Linked DNA regions of Homo sapiens: region 2 is linked to region 1. A link is a contact called in ENCODE Hi-C or POLR2A ChIA-PET data. All regions are on one chromosome and are shown on one strand. Each heading gives the region's core, a stretch centred on a gene start or an enhancer-like site at or near the end of the contact. The rest is flanking DNA. Distances are from core to core; before and after follow the strand shown. Region 1 overlaps TOM1L2 (target of myb1 like 2 membrane trafficking protein). Region 2 holds the start of RAI1-AS1 (RAI1 antisense RNA 1).

Evidence for each region. Hi-C counts contacts between places; a loop is a spot of excess contacts on that map. ChIA-PET counts read pairs that join two places held with the same protein, here RNA polymerase II (POLR2A). Pooled maps may share reads with other maps.
Region 2: a map of heart right ventricle shows a loop between it and region 1 (2.0-fold over the local background). The contact joins the promoter of RAI1-AS1 here to the enhancer-like site in region 1. A Hi-C loop is called at or near these places in 5 of 168 maps with a recorded cell type or tissue (CD4-positive, alpha-beta memory T cell, CD8-positive, alpha-beta T cell, PC-9 and 2 more), 6 of 37 single-sample maps with no recorded cell type and 14 of 50 pooled maps. POLR2A ChIA-PET finds 5 or more read pairs at or near these places in 9 of 52 experiments (BJ, activated CD4-positive, alpha-beta memory T cell, activated T-cell and 4 more).

The regions. Positions count from the first base shown.
Region 1 is chr17:17,848,505-17,851,676 of GRCh38, forward strand. It overlaps TOM1L2 (target of myb1 like 2 membrane trafficking protein), which reads right to left. Exons shown (of 15, transcript NM_001082968.2): 13 at 2,389-2,448; 14 at 319-355. Among named protein-coding and RNA genes, the nearest start is that of SREBF1, 13 kb to the left of the region's middle. RefSeq lists enhancers at 42-888, 1,390-1,649, 1,471-1,765. Within about 2 kb of position 1,692, at least 28 of the 41 ENCODE cell types and tissues checked have a DNase peak (open chromatin) inside an H3K27ac peak, as active enhancers do; they include CD8-positive, alpha-beta T cell and heart right ventricle, where a contact is called at or near this core.
Region 2 is chr17:17,764,881-17,768,052 of GRCh38, forward strand. RAI1-AS1 (RAI1 antisense RNA 1) reads right to left here and starts at 1,422. Exons shown (of 2, transcript NR_130894.1): 1 at 938-1,422. All of the region lies in intron 2 of RAI1 (retinoic acid induced 1), which reads left to right. RefSeq lists an enhancer at 1,386-1,445.

The DNA.
Region 1 (3,172 bases), core at 442-2,941:
CAAACTGCGTGTCTGAGCTGGGCTGAGCACCTGTGGGTCAGGACCAGGTGGCAATCTGCACCCGCTATTCACCAGCTCTGCAACTTTGTGGAATTGACATGTTCTTTCTGACCTGTTTCCCAATAAGCGAGATAAATCACACTTCCCAAATCAGCGTAAGACCTGGGTGGGACAAAGCCACCCGTGAAGCCCATGGCTCAGGGCCTGGCACCAGTAGGTGCTCTGGCAGCGGGGGCTCCAAGATGATGGGGGCTGGCTCCTGTGCAGCCTGCACAGAGGCAACAAAAGGGGGCTGTAAGGCCACTGGCCAGGCCATACCTTCACTTGTGACACCCTCCTCCAGATCATCACCCTTCTGTGGGAGGAGCAGAGAAAATGAAATTAGGGCACTGGTCCAAGCACTGCCCGCCCAGCCACCTCTGTCTGCCCATGGCCACCCTAGGACAGCACTGCCCAGGGTAGCCTGAACAAAACTTCCTAATTTTCCCTGTTTCCAGATTTCTGTAATAGTAAAATACTGCTCTTCTTATTGGAGAAACAGAAGCTTTGTTTTTAAAAAACAAAAGCAAAAAATTCAAACATGTTTTAGGTTTTGATCCTCCAGAAAGGCTGGAAAGAAAACTCCAAAAACGGTGCAGGCTGGTTCTCCAGCCTGGGCTGCAGAGGGCGGGACCCCACCTTTGGCACTCTTGAGGCTCTAGGGAGAGGCACAGAGCAGTAGCCACAGGGGGCTGAGCCTGAGCACACACAGGGTCACGTGTGCCCAACACAACACCCACTCACTGCCAGCCACAGGGTTTCTGGGAAGACGCTGTTGACACCAATAGCTGGAAACCGCATGAGGCCTTGATGGCTCAGGGCCACAAAGCCCACAGCACAGGGCCTGTCACTCAGTAGGTACTTTGGGAGTGGAGGCTGTGCCTCCAGAAGCCATGTCCTGCAGCCTCCTGGGAGCTGCACCAGCCTCCTCCCGTGGCCCAGATTATATTATCTGCTGCTGGCTCCTCAAGGAGCCATGGAGGCTCTGTGCACTCAAAAATTAAAGTGCATCAGACTTGATTTTGTTTGGAGAACATGGTAGTGTCTTGAGCTCATGGGGTTCCCTGGGGACTGGGGAAGAGCAGCATGTGCAGGGCCTCATTGGGAAGGGGCAGGATGGGGAAGTGACAAAGCCCTGGGCTGGGCTAGGAGACCTGGGTTCCTTCCTGACTCTACCACTGACCTGCTATGTAGCCTTACTGGACACATCCCCTCCCTGTCTGGACCCTGGGGTCCCCCTTAGAAGTTAAGGACCTTGGTCCTTCCTGCCTTGCTTCTGTGAGAGAAGCAATTTCTTTTCGAGACAGCCCCTTGGGAAAGATGTCCCGGGGTGTGTTCTTCCTCCCTGACACCCAGGCAGCTGCCTTCTTTGGCAAGGCATGTGTTTGGAAAGCTGACCTTCTGGGGAGGAGGCCCAGAGCAGCCAGAGGCCCCAACCTGAGGCCTGCTGTCCTGGTGTGGGAGGTAGCCAGGTCACCAGCCCACAGACAGCCAGGCTGACCCTGTGGTTAAAGAACTCAACAGGCTCTTCTGCCTGGGGACAAGGCCCCCTACAGAGGAGGCACCTAGGAGGGAGATGAGGTGTCTCCAGCTCTGGGGGAGAATCCAACTACCCCATGACTCTGGGCAAGCCACTTCCCAGAGTGCACTTCTTCATCCGCCACCCTGGCCCCCTACTGGGCTGCTGAGAGTGAAAGTGCTTTGTAAAGAACAGAGGGAGGGGCCAGCAGTTATCACATGCAGCCACTGCAGCTCTCCTTTCTTGGGACCTGTTGCCATTTTCAGATGCATAGTATCCTCATCTTCTAGCCCTATCTCTGAGGATGGAGACAATGGGTCTTTGGGGCAGGGGTTCTTTTACATCAAAAATCAGGAAGGGAGGAGGGGGATGACAGCCAATTAAAAACAAAAGCACTGTGTGTATACTTCACAATTAAAAAAAAAAGAAATGAAAACAAAACAAAACAAAACAAAAAACATGCTCCCCCAACACTCCCTCCCCCAAAAAACCAAAGCACGGCACATACATCTGAAATGGAAAAGATACTGGGGGGAAGGCAAGTGTGTGTTTTGGAGCCAGCTACGGCTAGGACTGTGTGGGTGAAGGAGGCTGTGCCCAAGGCCTTGCCCCCAGCACAGTTGGCCTCCGCAGGCCGGGAGGCCACTGCAGCACCCACAGCTATGGGCTGATGTCGGGGAGGAGGGGCAGCTATGGAGCTTGCCCAGACCTCCCTTCTCCACTGACCCAGACAGGGGTGGAGCCCCTGCTGATGCTCCCCCAAGGCCTGTCCTCAGAAGAGCCTCTGCCGCTCCACACCCCACAGATGAAATAGAAAAGTCGAGTCTCACCAGGTCGGTCCTGAGCCACACCTCAATGTCGTCCATGACAGATGGCTGCGCAACGGGGATCTATGGAGGCGGCAAGCAGCGGGCCAGGCAGCCCCCACACAGCCAGCGAGGGGAGACAGAACACCGGAACAAAGGAAATCATCAACAGCAACCCCAAATAAAACCAAAATGTACACAGAGCAAAAAAACACAATTGGCACAGCACACAGGGGCAACACAGGGCAGCCACGTGTGAGATGGCAGGTGAGGAAAGCAATGAGGTGCAAATGATAAGAAGCAGGCTCCCGGCAGGGCCGGCGGTAAGGAAGGTGGCTGTACGCGTTCTTGAAATGGAGAACTTTTTGACTATGAGTGTCCACTCTCACATTGCGGGGCCTCTCAGCCCGGGGCTGCAAAACACCTTCTAACTTCAGGAAGGCGCTGCCACGCAGGCTGATTTTGAACTCAGCCACTATGACAGTCCGCTGTCAAGCCCAACCCAGGGAAGGCCAAGTGACAGCCTGCCCAGAGCGGGGTACAGGTGCTCAGAGGGCAGGGCAGCACCAGCCCCGGGGGGATGCAGGGGGTCTGTTTGCTCCGCTGAAGAGATTTTGAAATGCGTCCTGGTGCATTTCTGAGTGGAGAGGGGAACTGGAGGAGGTGCGTGCTCCGCTGGGCTGGGTGTGGCCTGGTAGACAGAGGCAGGCACATTTTACCATCAACAGAAACACAGCAAAAACGAGGGCTCTGATGACAAAGGGGACTATGGGGCTTTAGTCTTCTTTGTGTCTCTTTAGGGGAAATT
Region 2 (3,172 bases), core at 172-2,671, 84 kb before region 1:
CGCCTGGCCTCCTCTTCTTTTACTATTTATGAGACCTATCTGTGCTGTGTGTGGCAGTGGTTTTTCATTATTGTGTAGTATTCTATTGTGTGCATATGCCACAGCTTATTTCTCCCTCCTACTTTTGATGAACACTTGGATTGTTTATAATCGGAGGATCTTCGGTGGCTTGCGCCTGTATTCCCAGCACTTTGGGAGGCTGAGACGGGAGGAGAGTTTGAGACCAGCCCAGGCAACATAGCAAGACCTCATCTCTCAAACATTTTTTTGAAAACTAAAATAGTTGGAGGATCTTGTGAATATACCTGCCGTGAACATTCTCCAACACATTGTTTGGTTCCTGTATGTGGAGTTCCCATTCAATGTGTGCCTTGGAAGTGGAACTGCCATGGTCTCATTTGCATTTAAGAAGCCTCTACTGGACACACAGAAGAGACCGAGGTACAGTCCAGGCAGGAGGTGGAGGGGAAGGTATGTGGGCCCAGCCCTAGGGCTCCTCCACCTCAGAATCCAGAAACATCCCCAGCGTGGACTTGTCTTCCAGGCGACTTGGGGGTCTGTATTGTACACACAAGATGAAAATCGTGTAAAGCAAGGCCCAGACACATGAGGCTGAGTGTGCAGCCCCAAACGGCAAGACGTAGGCCTTACTGTGTGAGTCACACGGTGGTGTTATAGCACATTCTAGTACACAGGCAAGAATAGTTGTATAATATTTGAATGCACTGAACTCACTTCCACCAGGTACACGTGTGAGGAATCTCCCTGCAAGTCACCCGTTTCACAAGAGGGAAGACGGCCCATCTTTTAAGTCAGGGGAGGGGACCACTTGCCCTGGGGCCTCGGGCTGGGGTTCAGCCTGCCTCTGTTCCCCACTCTTGGACACACAGGATGAAGGGCCCCAGTGCTGATCGCTCACAGGGGTGGTAAGACTTACCCTGTTACCCTCTTGGGGTGTGGCATTTCTTAGAAGCCAAGCATGGGTAATCCTTTGCCTGGAATGAAGCCAGGAGAATGGTGGGGCTTCAGGCTCTGGTTCTAGAAGACAGGGCTTCTTGGGAGCTGCCCCTGGAGCCTCCCAGCCTGAGCGGTAGGTGCTGGAGCTGGTGCCTTTGAACTTGGATTCATCACAGGGAAGACCTGGGGTCCAGGCCTGGTTCCGAGGTGCCCAGGCCAGCCCCTGAGCAGCCAGGCGGCCTTCTTGTGAACTCACATTGTAGTGTCCCGTGCAGCTGTCCTGGTCCTGCAGGATGCATTCCCCACCCCCAAGCCCTTAAGGGCTGTTGGGTTTTGTTTTTAAGAAACATATGGCCTAGTTGTTACTTTGGCTGGCCTCCCCAAGCCTCATGTCTCTGAGACCCCCACTCCTAAGGAAGGGGGCCAGGCATTGATGGGGGTGTCTGGGAAGCCGAGGGAGGATGCCTGCCAGTTATGAGAAAGATGCATCTTTGTCGCAGACACATGTGGGGCGCTCTATGTAAATTGTTTCAGCGCCTAACAGGAAGAAGAAAAATGAGGCTTTGATGCGAGCCACCACCTCTCAGCCAGGCGTGGTGTCACTCAGGCGCGTCCGAGGCCTGCTTCTATTAAGGAGCTGTAAGCTCTTCTCAGGCCAGAGACCCAGGGTGCTCTCTGGGCAGGAGGTGGCTCTGCTCTGTCTGCCGAACTCTGGGCGTCAGCACTGGGGCGTGCTGGGGCCTCAACCCAGCCCCACCTCCAAGGCAGGCGGAGAGCACTGCTGATGGATTCCCCAGCACTGCACTGTGCGAGGCCCAGGGCGGGGACCCCAGCAGGCAGCGTGGTAGGGTTTGCTGGGGATGACAGGCAGGCGCACAGGCGGCGGCACTGTTAGGCCCCATGTGATGGCCACAGCCTGGCACAGGAATCGGTGCTCCAGGCAGCAGACAGCAAAGGTGTGGAGGCAGGAAAGGAGCCACTGTCTCTGAGGCCTGGGAGAGCACTGCGGGTGCTGGAGATAGATGGTGGCAGGGGCCAGCTCAGGGGAGGGCAGGAATCTGGTCTTGTGGCTTTGGAAGCCCATGGGTTGCGAGCAGGAGAGGGTGGGGTGGTGTGAGTCTGAGGGAGGTCTCAGATGGGAGGGGAGGGCGGAGTGGGGCAGGGACCAGTGAGGGCCAGAGTGGAGACTGGGCAGGAGGGCATAGCACACACATGGACATGCTTCCCAATGAGCCCTGGCCCAGTCAACTCCCAGCTCCAGGAACCCCCCACAGCCCTTTGCTGGGGTGCACACCGTCCAGAGCACTGACTTCCCCAACGAGCCAGGTGGAAATGTCCCAGGGAGGACCCCGGGGCCTGAGGAGCCTACTGAATCCTCAACAAAGAAGGGAAGAGAGGCCTAGGCCACAGCAGGCCCAGAATTATTGTGTTATGCTCTGGATCTTGGGGAATGTGTAATCCCCACACCGTATCTATGGCAACTCTCCATTAACCAGAATTTGGTTCTACAAATTCCTGTTCCCATTCATTCTAGAAAACTCAGAGCTGTTGGTCTTTTTAAAAAAACTCGCTGAAAAAAAAAAAAAGATACTAAAGAATGTAAAGAAGAAAATGAAGTCAGCTCCAGCCCCTCTGCTGAGAACACACTGATGTTAGTACTTTCGTGCATTTCCACCCAGTTTGTTTAAGAAAATTGGGATTGTGTTGAATGCCTGCTTTTGCATCCTGCCTTTTCCATTGTGCTTCAGATCATGAGCATTTGGCAGGTCAGAAAAAAAATGTCTTTGGAAGCTGGGCTGTGGGGACTGGGGTTTGGAAGGCTTGCTGTGTGCTGTGATCCTTCAGGGGTCATCGCCCTCCCTAAGCCTCAGCCTTTGCCTCTCTGCAGGGAGAGACTGAAGGACATTTCTCAGGCTCCCGCCAAGAGTCTCAGTGTTTTCCTTGCAATGGTGGCCTTGTTATTCCAGCCTTGCTACTCACAGGTGGGCCTGGTGATGTTTGTGGCAGGGTGGGCACAGGGCTGGCACTGCCACCAAGTACGTAGTTGAGCCGGTAAGCTCAGAAACGTGGGCTCACTCCAGCCTTGAGCACTTTCCCATCTCGTGATCCTGGGCAAATGACTTTGCCTCTCTGAACCCCTATCTCTTAAGCTCCAGAACCGGGTGGTTGTGATGGTTCATTGGCTTAATGTAAGTGGAACTCTTAGCATATAATA